Regions from separate parts of the Mus musculus genome. Here region 1 is linked to region 2. The links are chromatin loops, found by intact Hi-C in ENCODE. Cell type or tissue: left cerebral cortex. All regions are shown on one strand.

Region 1 (8,000 bases), 130 kb before region 2:
CATGGAGTAATCAAAAGAAGGAAGTTCTCTTTGAGGGGACAGAGGTGGTGTTTAGGACACAGAATACCAGATATCAGCCTCTTTGTTCAACCTCAGACTTGGCACTGAGGTACCACTAGCACCTTGCCATCAGGAGCTGCCCTTTACATGACACTACTCTTGTGGAGATTCTCAGATGGTGAGGTTAACACAACCCCTCCTTTGTTCTCCAGGACTGAGCACACCAAACATTCTCCAGAAGGCATCTCAACAGGTGTCTTTAGAAATGCATGCTTTATTTAGGTTTCCTCAAGCTATAGCACTTGGTGGAAAGACTAGATGGAAAATACAAGTCCCCACAAACAAGAGACATTAAAGAACAGTGTGTGTCCCATCTGAGGGAAACCAATTCACCATTGTTCATCATGAATTACACTAGGCCTTTGTTCCCAGGGTGAAGGAGACAGAGGCAACCAAACACCAACCAAGAGTAAACAATAACAAAGAGGAGCAGCAATTTCTTAATTCCAACTGGGCCAGTTGATTTATTTGATCTTGGTAACTCTATGGAATTTAAAAATCCTATACTCATTTTATAGATGAAGTAAAAAGAGTCCCTAGTAAGTTTAAGTTGCTCAAGGCTATCATGGTAGAGTTGGAACTTAGACCTCTGCTTTATCACCATGGACTGAACTGTGCAGGCAGTAATTCTGTAGACATTTTCACAGTTGAATCCAGCTTGCCTCTCTTCGGTTTACTTGTTTGTTGCTTTGAGATAAGGCCCAGGCTTACCTCCAACTCAGGATGCTCTCTATCCCAGTCTCTCAAGTGCTGGGATCATAGACCTATGTCCCTTCTGCCATCTGCCATTGCTCTTATAAGGACTAGAGGGCAGGAGAGTATCTCAGTCTGGCCTCAGAAGAAATTAATCACCTATACTTTGAATTGTTTTAGTTTGAGGTATCACTAACTCTGTGAAATGCGAGATCAAAAAGAATCAGCTATATCTTGTGGAAATGTAAACTCTCCAGGAGGTTGAAGGTAATAATTAGACAGGATATTGAACTGTGAATACATTCCTTCACTTAAGCTTTTTGCTTCTATTTCTCTGTGGCAAAATGAAACCATTCACTAGACAGTTTTCTAGGCCAGCCTTCTCCGCTTGGGTGCTTCAGACATTTGGAGGCCTGTCTTCAGTGATACAGAATGCTGCACGGTGTCATTAGTTGACCCTAGCCACACTTTCCTGGTACAATGACCAAAAATATCTCTGCAGTTCCCAAATGTCCCTTGGGATGAGGAACACTCCTGGCTGAGAGCCACCACTATTGGCCATTGTGTTGCTGTGATGTCTTGGGCTGCCACTGCCATTGTCATAGGCATAATCTCTCAGCTTTAGTTTTCTCCTCTGCATGTAAGAGGGAAAGTGGATCCCTGTCCCCGTGGTGGCTCAGTGGATGGAGTGAGAAAAGCAAAGGTCATCATTGTCAGGGCTTGATACACTTGTCCTGGCTAGTGTGTTACAAGAACTGGAGTTACCCAGGAAGAAGGAACCTCACCTAAGTAATGTCCACCATCACATTGGTCAAGTGTGTGGAACACTTTCTTTGTTTATTTTATGCATATGAGTACACTGTCGTTGTCTTCAGACACACCAGAAGAGGGCATCAGATTCCATTACAGATGGTTGTGAGCCACCATGTGGTTGCTGGGAATTGAACTCAGGACCTCTGGAAGAGCAGTCAGTGGTCTTAACGGGAACATTTTCTTGATTAATGATTGACATGGGAGGGTGTAACCCTCCATGAGTAGTGCTATCTCTGGGCAGTGTTGTATAATAAAGCAGACTGAGCACTCCTCCATTGTTGGTGGGATTGCAAGCTTGTACAACCACTCTGGAAATCAGTCTGGCAGTTCCTCAGAAAATTGGGCATAGTACTACCGGAGGATCCAGCAATACCTCTCCTGAGCATATATCCAGAAGATGATCCAAGTGGTAAGAAGGACACATGTTCCACTATGTTCATAGCAGCCTTATTTATAATAGCCAGAAGCTGGAAAGAACCCAGATGTCCCTCAACAGATAAATAGATACAGAAACTGTGGTACATTTACACAATGGAGTACTACTCAGCTATTAAAAAGAATGAATTTATGAAATTCCTAGGCAAATGGATGGACCTGGAGGGCATCATCCTGAGTGAGGTAACCCAATCACAATAGAACTCACATGATATGTATTCACTGATAAGTGGATATTAGCCCAGAAACTTAGAATACCCAAGATACAAGATACAATCTGCAAAACACATGAAACTCAAGAAGAACAAAGACCAAAATGTGGACACTTTGCCCCTTCTTAGAATTGGGAACAAAACACCCATGGAAGGAGTTACAGAGACAACATTTGGAGCTGAGACGAAAGGATGGACCATTTAGAGACTGCCATACCTGGGGATCCATCCCATAATCAGCCTCCAAACGCTGACATTATTGCATATGCCAGCAAGATTTTGCTGAAAGGACCTTGATAATAGCTGTCTCTTGTGAGGCTATGCCAGTGCCTGGCAAATACAAAAGTGGATGCTCACAGTCATCTATTGGATGGAACATAGGGCCCCCAATGGAGGAGCTAGAGAAATTACCCAAGGAGCTAAAGGGGTCTGCAATCCTATAGGTGGAACAACAATAGGAACTAACCAGTACCCTCAGAGCTCGTATCTCTAGCTGCATATGTAGCAGAAGATGGCCTAGTTGGCCATCATTGGGAAGAGAGGCCCATTGGTCTTGGAAACTTTATATGCCCCAGTACAGGGGCAAGAAGTGGGAATGGGTGGGTAGGGGAGTGGGGGGAGGGTATGGGGGACTTTTGGGATAGCATTGGAAATGTAAATGAAGAAAATACCTAATAATAATTTTTAAAAAGAACAGACAGGCAAAATAAAAATAAAAAAATAATAAAAAAATAAAGCAGACTGAGAAAGCCATGAAGAGCAAGGCCGTGTTCTTTCATGGCCTCTGCTTCAGTACCTACTTTGGCTTCCCTCCATAGTGGATTGTCACCTATAAATCAAATGAACCTTTTCCTCACCAAAATGTTTTGGCCAGTGCTATATCTCAGTAACAAGAACAAGCTCTGACAATACTGTATGTGTTTTGTATGTTTTTAACCATTCTTTTCCTTCATCCTCCCAAATTCAACAAATCTAATCATAATTAGAATTCTTAGTTTTTGATCCATATAGGTTGTGATAAAGCAATTTATATTTTTATGGAAGGTAACTCTTTAGAATGAGAATGTTGGGATTTTCTTCATTATCTCTCTCCCCCTCTATAGGAGGCCTTTGATGCTCCTATTCAGTGTAAAGGATTACTTCACTGTCAATCAAGGCCAACTCTTTTGAAAACCTACTAACAGTTGAGAAGGAGATGGGCTTATATAACAGCTCTTTGGACTTCAGTTAGATAAAAGGAGGAACTTTCAGGCAAAACTCAAAAACAGTGGGAGTTCACTGCCAGTCCAGGGATAGAAGGCCTTTCTTGGAGAAGTCAAAGCCTAGAAAGTCACTGATCTGGAACAGTCTGGAGTAAGTCTTCTTTGGGAAGCTTTCACCCTTGAATGATCTGCCAGCCTCACTTTGGATCTGTGTTTCTATGAATGATCCTGGGACATTCCAAGAATCTTACCCTTTGTCTCCTGTGACTCTACCTGAGGCTCTTTCTCCTCCTCCTCATATCCTGAAGAAAGAATCTGAGGGGCAGTTGTGGAATTTTGACCACCAAGACCTTGGCAAAAGCAAAAATAAAAGAGAAGTAGTCAGCCAGCTTTTACATTGTGTGCTTTCAGTGTGACTTCATTACTGGAGAGAGAAAGCAAGCCGAGGTCATGGGTCTTCTGTTTCTCGGCCACACTGCAAAACCATTGTGTGGAGGAGGAGACTTGGAGCTTCCTAGAAATAGTGAATGCTGACCCAGGATCTTAGAAGTCTGAGAGGTGTCCAGTAAGCAGTATTACACACACACACACACACACACACACACACACACACACACACACACACACACAGAGAGAGAGAGAGAGAGAGAGAGAGAAAGAGAGAGACAGACAGAAACACAGAGACACAGAAACACACAGAGAGAACAAATACACAGAAACCAGCCCTGTGTTCTCTCCTGGTACCTCCCCCCAGTGGAAGGCAAGGACAGTGACATAGCCTGAGATCCTTCCAACCTTGTGCCCAGCAAGGATACAACCTATTTTATAAGTTGTTGTTATTGCTACTGTGACCACTGTCCTCTCTGCTACCTGACCTAGAAACCCTGGGCTCTTCCCTTTAGTCTGTTTCCAAACTACTTACTAATTCTGGATAACTCCAAATATTTTAAAATTTTATTTCTAATGGCTTTGTCTCTGTTCTCCTTCGGGCTTTCCAGTTCATTCCAGCCACAGCATCTTCGATGCTCTCTGTTCCTCTACTCTTCGTCCTTCCTCCATGGTGTGGCTGGAGTTGCCTTCAAATGTGCACGTTGTGACATTTCCTTGATTTAGATCCTCTTTTTCACTTGGGATAAAACAAATTCCTTGCCACCAGTGTGCATAGCCCTGCTCTGTCTGAGAGGACGACAGCCATTGCCCAATGCCACTTTTCTGCCTTGCCTACTCTATTGAGTTGCAGTGATTTCTGGTCTTGCTGGGATGGACATTTTTAATTCCTTAGAACCTTTGCAGAAGACTTCTTGTGCCAATTTCAGACTCTCCTGGGATCTAGTTCTTCTCACTTCGGGCTTCAACTGTTTTCACTTCTTCAAGGAGGCCTTAGCAGTAGGCACCCATATGAAGCATCTTTCTTATTCTTTGTCATGTTTATTCATAACATGATACATTTTATGACTGCTTTATTTCTTTGTTGTTCCCTTGTGTTTTGTCACATTCTCTTACTGTCACGTGACGAACCTTTTTTTTTTTGGTTCATTCACCAGCCTGCCCATAGCTCCTGCTTCAGAGCTTTTTGTATCTTTTATGCTTAGGAAATTCTCACGGTTTGACTGATACATGAATGGGGAGATGGGTTTGTTTCTCACTTTTCCACAGATACTTAGTAAATAACTCCTGTGGACAGGACCTAGCACAGAGTCCCTAAAGAGGAGCAGGAACAGAGTGATAATTGCCAGACATAGAAGTATTTTAATTTTTCCAGAAATACTGGACTGATTTTACTTTTCAGAGACAGCTCTGTAATTGTATAACTTTTTTTTTCTTTTCCACATTGACTGCTATAAAATTAGAGCCAAATTCGTGGCCCATACATCTTTTGGGTAGGCAATGCAGCCTCGTTCTTGGATCTGTTTCACGTCCCTGTCCTCATTTTTCTTCTCCTTTTGTTCCTATTTTAAATTTATGCCATCTTATATTTCATATGTCCTCATAGCTGCCTTAAGTTCTCTCTAAAGTACGGCAAGGTGTCAATCAATGAATATGTGGAAAGGTGAAGAGAAGCCCCTGAAGTGTAAAGCCGGCGAGTGCCTCCTACCTCACAGAGGGAACAGTTCTTTGGGAAGCTCTGGAAGCCCCAGGGAGCCGGTGGGGAGAGAGGTAGGAGACAGCTCCAGCAAGACCCAGACTCCTCATCGGCACAGGAAATATGCCTTTGGCTGAGATTATTTAAGAAGAACTTAATTTTGGTAACTGGTTATTTTGCTTGTTTGGGCTGCATAGTGGGGCTCTAGATGTCACGCTGGGTTTTCCCATTATCTTTTTTCCTTTAGAAGTACCATATAATTTTCAAAATAATCAGTAGTCACCCATTCTGCTGCCTGACAGATACATATACATATATTCTAAGTGCAAGCCTTCATCCCCTGCACCAAATGGAAGCAGAAGAGTCTTTGTCTTAGGCGGTGATCTATCCTCTGGGCCCAGAACTGTTCTCCGTTATCTTGGTTGAATTAATGAATGAAGTAGCCTGGTTTCTCAAGTGAGAACAGCTTTCATTTCTTATTGTCGTTCACCCTGCAGTCCTGTCTGGTTTTATAATATTCTGTATTATTATATTCTGTAATAATGTTCTTGAAGGTGTTAATTACATTGATAAAACTGGAGCTGGTTCTTCCAAAGTCAATCGTTTGCGACTGAAACAGTGCTCTCCGTGTGACCCTTACACAGCTCTTCAGTAACCTCTGTCCTCGAGCCTCCCAGAGCCATCTGGAAATCATTCTAACCAACATCCCTTCTATATAATAGATCACTGTTTCCCTTTCTAATAGGGCTCTGGATCCCCAGAGCCCATAGCCAGCGCTGAGATGGGTTCCTTATCTCTGTTTCTTCGTTAAGAATGTGCACATATTTGGTTGCCAATGCTACAGTCCTCCACAGTGCTGCTCGTTGCAACAAAGGAAAGTGTTTGCCAAATGACTTGTCAGCATATGTTCTAGAACTGCACAGGCATACTGTTTGTAACTGGAAAATACCGATGCTGCTTAGTGAAAGATTAAGGACCAAGAAAGAGTGCATAGCTTTATTTAAAGGCACTTAGAAGTTCGGGTACAAACACAAGGGTGGGGTGGGAAGAAAAGAGAGAGGTTGTGGAGAGAATAGAAAGTAAGTAGATTGCAGGCAGTATACAATAAGATTCTGGAACCAAGGAAACCCGGTCCAGATTGCACTGCTGATGATGCATCTTGCACATCCCTAGCTAGCGTCCTCCCAGGTGATAACCTGTACAAGCCCACTGGTGATCTGTATCAGCTCTGTGGAAGAGAAGCATCCTTGAACTTTCCAAGGTCATGGCTCGAGCAAGCAACCCTCACACCCACTGAACCCCTAGATGGGCTGTGGAGTCAGAGGTGCTGGTGCTTGGCAAGGAAGATGCTGAGCCCTGAGATTGTCGCTTGTGCACTCAGCAGCTGACCATCCTGGTAGCCCCTGGGGTGAGCGGTTCATAAGCCTGGCCCCTTCTCTGCAGCAAAGGAACATCTGACTTCTTGATGTTCTCCAGACAATTTCCTAATTAGGAAACTCTGGCAGATCTCAAAGAGCAAACCAAACATGACTCTACAGTACAGGAGGAGCTGTACTGTGTACACAGAACACAGGCAGAACTATTCCTTGTCCTTGTATCCAATGCTGAATGAAGCTGACAGTACCAAGGTGGGTAGTGAGTGACATGGGGACACCTCTTATACTCACCCCTAAAACCAAAAATGGTGAGCAGCACTTGGGTTTGTTTTCATTAAAAGGCCAATTCTCATAGTAAAACCAAATACTGACCTAGTTTAGGCTTGCCTCATCTACCGTTCCTTGGACAATGTCAGCAAGTCAATGTGTTTATAGGACAGACATGGGTTCTGCTTAGGAGAAGAGGTTTCTGACAATTGCAATTCATATCGCCCTGGCAAATGTATATTGCAGTGTGCTGCATTCCTTTGTCATACCACAGAAACAACCCCACATTCAGTTCCTTGGAATGTTTCTAAATGTTTCTAAACTCAAGAATTTACAGTTGGGAGATCACGGCAGGGTATGGCAGTTTGATGGTTGTGACTTTGAGGATACCTGTCTGGGAACTAAGATATCGGACTAACAGAGAAAATAGTAACTGAAGAGCTTGTCCTGTCACACATGAGGCTGCTGGCTTCGGGCTCTTCTGCTTTACATTACAGTTTTCTCTGGATGGAAAGCAGCCTTCTCCCTCCCCCAAGTCATGTCGACAGGAAGAGATTTTACATTAAAAAGAGATTCCTCAGGAAATGAAGAGAATGTGGAGTTGGGTTGAAAATTTCCAAATGGTTTTTGAGTCAAGTGATTTTTGTCTTTCTGTCTGGTTGGCAAGGTGACCTCCCCCACAGCCCCACTCAAGCTGAGAGGAAGTCCACGCTGAGGACATGTAAGGCAGCCAGCAGCAACAAGGGCAGCAGAAAAGCCATCATGAGCATGAAATGTGGCTCATTACCAACCCAGGTGTACATCCTGGGCAATTGGCGATGCAGTTCTAGCAGATGAGAGATGAGAAGCAAACTTTGCC
Region 2 (8,000 bases):
TTCTTACCTAGATTTTTAGGAGTCAAAGCTGTTTGTGTTAGAGTATATAGAACTGGGCATGTCAGAAGCTTATCCACATTAGGTGGAAATTTGAGGGTATAACCCTTAGGAGTGGGACTGACTTTTAAAGTCCTCCTTTCATCCCTTGAAATCAACCAGCTAAATGGATACTCCCCCAACAGCTCTATGAAGCTCGGTACTGTTAGCATCCTATTTTATAGTCCCTAACCCCGGGTTTAGGGACCATCAGTATTATTCAGTGATGCAGGGCTTACCTAGCTTATGCAATGCCCACCCAGAGTTTTATCACTAGCAGCAAGAGAGCCTCAGGCTCCAAATCAGAAAAATAAACCCCAGATCATCCATTCTGGGTTCCACACTATGCTACCAGCTCTATACCATATTACAAATTCCATGCTACAATACCAATTCTTCTGAAATCTGTAGCCTTTAGCCTTGTGTCAGATCTGTTCCAGCTGAAGATGAGTCTCAAGTCACTTTCTTCACTCCAGTTTCCTTCCTCATTGTCAGTCACTTGTCAATCACGTCTCATGATCCTCTTGTAATAATGCTGAGAAGGTCAGAGTGTGGTAAGCTCATCTTCATCTGACAAAACTGGGCCATAAGCAAGTTGAAAAGACTTGTCCATGGCCACCCTGAAGTTGGATGTCGCCACTTCTACTAGGCCATTGGTGGCTCCAAATTATTTTATTAAGTGACCTCTTGAAGAATAATGAGGGTGGGCATGGCCTTAGGACTCTCCACATGCTTTGAGTTCTGTGCAGTGGGGACCTATAACAGAATGTGTCTCATATGCCATTTCTCTGGGTAAAAAGTTTTTCCATATTCCATGTTGTTAATGATAAAGGTCTTCTGTGAACCAGAAAAAAAAAAAAACCCTTCTGGAAGAAATGATTAAGCATTATTAATACAATTATGTATAACAAAAGACATAATTTACCTTCTCCACATCCAACAAAGAGATTCATTTGAAGCTTGAGGAGCTCCAGCTGAAAGGGCAGGTCTTGTCCCAGTGGGCTCTCTGGCAGAGGTGGGCTGGGGGCGAGGAGCTGCACTGGCTGCTTTGTCCTCGGGGGACCTCTGTGCATGATGGACTGGGCCTCCCTCAGCCTCTGCAGCTGACAGCCCCCTCCCTCTCACATGTACACACACACACACACACACACACACACACACACACACACAGAGAGAGAGAGAGAGAGAGAGAGACAGAGACAGACACAGACACAGACACAGACACAGACACACAGCACTTGGCCATAGTTTTTCATTGTCTGAGGCTCAGGGTCCAGGCTACTCTTTTGTACCTACTGTTTACTTGGCCTGGGGACTAACAGGGAACATGAAAAGAAAATTACTTTAAAGCAATACGAGATGACAACGGAGAAAAATATTCAGAAAAACATGACAACCCTGGTAGATTAAACATCGAGGTAGATTTTTCTTGGTTCTTTGAAAAGCCCAGCAATTCTCATTATTTATTAGACTGGATGGCATTTTGTCCACCGTCGCCATAGTTGACTAGTCTGTGTTTGTACTTGCATTATTGCACGTTGGTACATAAACTCAGTGAGTACAGAGGCTATGGAGATGCCCAACCACCTATAGCCTGTGTGGCATAAAGTGTATGTCTATTAACCCTTTACCTGTGGGGCTTGGGAGATGGCTCAGATGGTGAAGTGCTTGCCTTCAGGAGTGAGGACCTAAACCCCAGCTCCAGACTAACAGAAAAAAGTCAGGCCTGGAGGCTCCAGCTTGCAATCCTTGCACTGGGACAGCAGGGACAGATGGACCATAAGACTCCCTCACAAGCCAGGCTAGTCGACTTGGTGTCAGGCAAAAAACAAACAAGCAAACAAGCAAACACCTGAGCTCCAAAGGTTCTTCTCGATCTCCACATGCATACATATGTGTACTCACCCTTCACAAGCACACATAAGCACACACATACACATAAATGTTTATCTGATGAGAGAATGGTACCCACATTAGCTCTGAAGACCTCACAGGTAAAATTATTCGTATAAGATCACTTAGCTACCAGGAACTAAAGGCAGAATCTAAACCTTAAGTGCTTCAACTCTGGCTTTTTGTTTGTTTGTTTGTTTAGTTTTGTTTTGTTTTGTTTTTCCTTCTTTGCTTCTGGTTAATTGAACGGTTTCTTGTGGTGCAGGAGGATAGAGAGCTCAAGGTATTTAAAAATGTTCCCTCTAAGGCCCAGCAGTGGAAGTCCTGGCCTACACTTGCTGAAATCCCAGGGGGACATGGGAAAAAGCCTGTCTGCACTCTGCCTGTTTTCTGACCTCTGAAATAGAAGCCAAGGGGACAATGCTGTCTAAGTGCCCCAGGGTCCTCCGACTCTCCTGCCAGGTTTGTGACAATGTTGTCTCCTGTGCTCACTTGAAATTAGAGTTAAGGAGTCATACAACCCAAGCTAGTAGGGAAAACTGAACGCATTTTATTCTGGGGTTCAGATCATCCCAAAGGCGACTTGATCCGGAGCAGCTAACAGCTGACACCATGAAATGAACATTGAAGGGGGGGGGGGACAGTACAGCATTTGAAGAGATAGAGAGAGCACAGCAAGAGAGAGAGGAAAGAGTGGGAAGGGTGAGAGGGAAGGAGGGAGGGAGAGAGAAAGAGAAGAGAAGGAGAGAAAGAGGGAGGAGAAACGGAGTGAGGGGGAGAGAGACAGACAGAGAGAGAGGAAGGAGAGGGGAGAAGGGAGGGAGGAGGGAGAGAGATTGATCTAGTTCTGGCTGTAGGGCTGGTACAGTTTCTGATCTGAACCAGGCACCCAAACTATAACTGTGCCCAGCTAAGATCTCTGGTATGTTGCTTTTTTTTTTTTTTTTTTTTTTTTTTTTTAAGGTGGGGGCGAACAGCCTTGTGTCTTTCAAGCCTCTCTGAGATGTGATTTTTTGGAAGCTACAGAGCTGAGCCTTTGCATTAGCAAAGGTACCCCCCCACACACACACACACACACACACACTTTGGTTTAGGGATTATTGATTTGGTAGGCGAGGCTAATTTACATGTAAATAAATCTCAACCCTGGGCGGCCAGACTGGGACGTCCAGATGCTGTGACTGACTTGCTGACATCACAGCCTCATTAGCATGCGGAGGATGCAGGCATTGGAACTGCGAACAGCGACTTCTCCAGCTCTGCCAGGCGCTCCGTGACAGTTATTATTATTTTTTGGATGAGCTGCACATTTCCTGGTTCAGTGGCCCGGGCTTTGTGAGCAGCTGACTGGTCTCCCAGGTCTGGCTCAGGATCAGCTGATGACGCAGAGATTGGGGTCTGTGACTTCCTTCAGATAATCGTGAAGTCGGCGAGTTTAGAGGAGACGGTTCTTGAGAACACAATTCCAGGACCCAGGCAGGCCTAGAACAAGGGCACAAGTCGCACTCTCCGGCTTGTGTGGATCTCCAGCTGGGTCCACTTCCAGGGAGGGCGGTCTCTCGGAGGGAATGCAAAAGCAGTCGGGTTTGGGTTTGAGCCTGCTGCCTGCCTCCGGAAGGGCTCAGATTTGCAGAGACTCAGTAAAGGAGATGTTTGGGCTGCCTGGAGTCCTGCTTGCATTTTCTGATACCAGCTCCAGGGGGAAAGTGAACTGGGGCAACTGACCAGATCAAGACTCGGTGGCGGCTTCCTCTAAAGCTTCACGGCTCATCCTCTACGAGGTGGGTAAGAAATTTTGTTAATTCCCAAAGCAAGCAGGAATGTGTTTAGTAGTCTCTGGACTGAGGAAGCTATTATCTCTAAGGCCAGGAGGTGGCTTTGGTGGTTTGGCACTTCTGTCTTTCCTTTGCTTACTAGAAAGTTCAAATGCAAAGTGATATGGCGCAGATATACAATAGGCATCCTCAAATCTTAGTGCTTAAGAAACAGTATTTCTCTAACAGTGACCCTTTCTTAATAGCAACAACAGTGGGAGGGGGTGTTGAAAAGCAAATATTGGTAGCATTGACTCATGTACCGTTGCGCCCATTTCAGCACATATCTGAAACATCAGAGATGCTGAGGGACACACACTTCACTAACTCTTCCAGATTCAAAAAGAAAAAAAAAAAAGGCTCTCAAATTATTGAGGTTTAATTTTAGCTAGTGCTTTTGGCTCCAAAACGGTGACGGAGCTCCCGAATCTTGACTGCATAACCTGCTGTAGCACATGACTGTGTTTGTTCCTTACTAGCCTGTCTTCACAGTTAGTTCCTCTCACTAGCTTTTGATTTCCCCAGGACCAACCATAGCACTCTTGATCTGCCATGGAGGTTTGGGGATAAAGTTCTGATTTTTAATCTCCCTGTTGTTTACTGTGTGGTCTGGTACTGTGCTGTGATCTCGAAATACATATGCCAGATGTATAGGACTAGAAACATATGTGCCAGGTGTGTCAACATCCTCCAGAGTGGGTGGAGAATTACCTAGACTTATAGATTGCTCCCCCCAATGATAGAGGTCTACTTCCACTGTGACCATGTGTGGAATCGTGGGTAAGGGAGGGCTTTAGTATGCCTTGAATATAGGGACGCGAGTACCACATATCAGAGGCCTGCAGTGTACTTTGCTTTGCTTTCTATGTCTTCCTGAAGGCAGTTTTAACCTATCTCAGTCAGGCTTCCATATAGGAAACAGCCTTGTTTTCTTGCTAGAGGCCACATTGGCTGCTCTTATCCTGCCCCTTAGGAGACAGCTGATGATTTCCACAGATGAGCAAGGTGGAGCTCAAGAGTAAGTTACAACTTCAATAAAAATCACCACGTTCTGAAAATTGGGGTTTTTTCCTTTCACCAAATGCTCGTTCCCCCCGGGACTTTTCTAATGTGAGAATTTAAACACACTGGCTCCAACAGACATTGTGTTCTTTAAAATGTTACAGAGCAATCAGCAAAAGAGAGCATTTGAACAGTACAGTTATTTTTGTAAAGATTCCCCCCCCCATGCAATGTGTGTGGGTTGGGGTGTAATGGGGAGAGTTAACAATACAGGAAAGACAATGCTCTATAGAAGTGGAAGGGGAGGGAAAAGAACTCAGGAAATAGAATATGAGATGATGCTTATGCAGGGCTTGGACCCTGAGAGCTTGAGAGACTTGGGTATCTCTTGGAGTACCCATTTCTGTGAAATAAGGAGAAGAGGCATGAGATCTGTGGGTAGGCTTTAGTGAGGTGACACATAAAAAGCCCCCAGATCTGTGTCAGCCACACTGTAAGTGCCCAGCAAATGCTAGCTGTTAGTATTGTTCCTTCACTGGCATGATTATCATAACGACTGTTGCCGAAAACAAATCAAACCACTGAAAAGGTGTTTACTCTTGTGAGGTAAGGCTGCAGAAAAGATGTGGTCCTAGTCACTGCTGAAGCCAAGCTCTTCCATTCCTCCTGATGGAGCTGATATAATGAAGTATATCAACTAGGACTGCTGTGCTGTGTGCACCTAAAAGATGGTTTAAGGAAAATCAGCCAGTGCTAGTTGGACTAGGCCCCCTCAAAAAGGTCCCCTGTCTGGGAAGCTGGATGGGTCACTCTGAGGGACCTATGGGGTCTGCATTAGAACCAAGACCCTTTAGGGTCTCTGATCTTCTCCGGCTGTGCCAGTGAAAGGCAGGTCTTCTACCTTCTTTCTTTCCTGCACTGATGCTTGGTCTCTTCTCTGCCCAGGCTGGGCCTCTGATCTGTGTTTCACCTGCAGAATGACTCCTCAGAAGTTCCAGGGTGGAACTGGTGCCACCATCTGGGTGGTTTCTGCCTCTGAGCTATGGGAAAACAGAAAATAATAGGTCTGCTTGCCTGTTTAGGCCTCTCCTTCCCCCCCCCCCCCCAGTGTGTGTGTGTGTGTGTGTGTGTGTGTGTGTGTGTGTGTGTGTCTCCATTCATCCATTGCCCTGATACCTCTTTCCCAGTGTTTTGATGCAGCCACACATAGTTGGCCTGTTTCTCCCTGCCCTCTCAGAGCCTGTCTCTTTCTTCTTCCCTTTCTTCTTCCTTTTCTTCCTTCCAGAAATATAACCCCAATGTCAGCTTTTATAAGACAATTATTAAATTAGAGCTAGTGCCCAGTATAGGAGAATGCCAGGACCAGGAATGGTAGTGGGTGGGTTGGGGAACAGGGGGAGGGGGAAGAGGTTTTCGGAGGGGAAACTAGGAAAGGGGATAACGTTTGAAATGCAAATTTAAAAAATCTAATAAAAAAATTGATACTTAAAAAAAAATTAGAGCTAGTGATTTGGTCAGTGACAGAGCACTTGCCTAGCAGGTATTTGGTTGGTCCCTGTCATCACAAAAACATGGTGGTGGAGTAGGGTAGGAATCAACAGATCCAGAGAGATGTCTGCTATATCATCCGTTTTCCCGAAACTCAGAACTGACAGTTTGTACCTCCTGGTTGATGTGATCTTTAGTATAAACATGAAAAAAAGTATACTTGTCCTGGGACGTAATATTAGTATAATGTATAATGCTTTGATAGTAGCCTGCCTCCATTGCCTTCTGAAAGCGTATGTGATCTTGGGAGAATCGCTTGACATCTCTGTGAAATTTGGCTTTTGTCATAGGAACCCTGGAAATAAATCCCTCCAAATGTTGAGATGCTGTGACTGTAGCCTCTGCCCTGTCCTGGATATTGGCCTTGATCTCCTCCTGGTGACCATGACTTTATTAGTTCTCATTCAATCTCAAACAGTGAACAGTAGGGGGCAGTAGATTTAAGACTTGTTCATCTAAAATACTGAACTGCTAAGAGGGAAAACAGCTTAGCAGAGGTGACACAGAGAGTGACAACCTCTGGTTTCTAAACCCAAGTGCCCCAGGAGTGAGAGAGGCTCTTTCTTACCCACTCACTTTTCTGTCTTGAGGCCAGACTCTTCATTCTGACATCCTCTAAGCCTGTGCTCTCTGTTTACTGCTGTCATCAAGTACGCAGAGTCGAATGCTCTGTCTCAGATAGGATTCTGAATGGCATTTAGACAATGGCTTTCTTTTGTGTGTGGTGGCCACTGATATCTTTCTTCCCTGAGTCTCTCTGTGATGTTGTTACTCAATAAACTGATGGGCCTATGAACTATAGCCCAAGAAATGGCTTATATAAGAACTCTGGCAAAAATCTGTTTTTTTGTTTGCTTGATTTTGATTGATCAAGCTCTTGATCCTTTGTTCTTGTCCCAACTTTCAAATACAACTTTTAAGCCAGTGATAGCACACACTGTTAATCCCAACACTGGGGAGGTAGAGGCAGACAGATATCTGTGAGTTCAAGGCCAGTGTGGTCTACAAATGGAGTTCTAGGACAGAGAAACCCTGTTTTATAAAACGAAAGCAACAACAACAAAACCCCACAATATTTTGGTTTTAACACCCTAATCTCCCACTTACATGTGTGTGTGCATGCTTGTGTGTATGTGTGAGAGTGAGTGTGAGTGTGTACACACTTATATGTTGAATCAAGCAAAGTAAACCATCTTTATTAGAATCTTGGTCACTTGGGTTTGGAGGCTGAGTTTTCTGTTCTCTTGGTGAATTATTTAAGTGCTTGATTAATTAGAGTCTGGAAATCAAGCATTTGCTTGTTTTGTTATTTCAGAGGAAAGAAGGAGCCAGACTACTAGAGCAGGGATATGGCTCAGGGGTAGCATTCTTGTCCAGAACTCATGAGGCCCTAGTTTCATCACTAGCACCAATGCCAAAGGGATATAAAACCAAAGGCAACTGCAAAGGAAAAGGGTGGGAAGAAAAAGTGGGGAGGGATAGGAAAGAAGATTCTCTTCTCATCTGTGCATCGAAACCAGAGGGAAGCCTTCTGAGATCTTGACTCCTTTCACTGGCCTAGCACATATTTTGCACTAAAGCACCATCCGCCTTTTGAAGGACTTTGTTGGCAAGAATGCTCTGAGTCTATCTTTGTGTGGTAGAAGACAGGGTAAGCTTCCAGCACAAGTTTAGTCCTGAAGTCTGTGAGAATCAAGTTGGCTCAAC

What was found. Hi-C counts contacts between places; a loop is a spot of excess contacts. Peaks named below come from ENCODE experiments on the same cell type or tissue, not always from the same donor. Only the 100,000 strongest peaks of a DNase experiment are listed, where the experiment ranks them.
Region 1: a loop joins it to region 2, with 2.5 times the contacts of the local background. A loop is called at or near these places in 2 of 42 quality-filtered maps.

What each region holds. Positions count from the first base shown.
Region 1 is chr6:92,608,227-92,616,226 of GRCm38, reverse strand. The region is part of intron 2 of Prickle2 (prickle planar cell polarity protein 2); the gene reads left to right. Among named protein-coding and RNA genes, the nearest start is that of Prickle2, 94 kb to the left of the region's middle. In left cerebral cortex, a CTCF peak has its summit at 4,228; DNase peaks (open chromatin) are centred at 5,389, 6,379, 7,021, 7,770 and 3 more places; H3K27ac peaks cover 5,973 bases.
Region 2 is chr6:92,476,535-92,484,534 of GRCm38, reverse strand. All of the region lies in intron 2 of Prickle2 (prickle planar cell polarity protein 2), which reads left to right. Among named protein-coding and RNA genes, the nearest start is that of Gm38862, 76 kb to the right of the region's middle. In left cerebral cortex, CTCF peaks have their summits at 5,736 (motif pointing left) and 6,709 (motif pointing right); DNase peaks (open chromatin) are centred at 4,685, 5,740, 6,694, 7,908 and 3 more places; H3K4me3 peaks cover 4,272 bases; H3K27ac peaks cover 3,866 bases.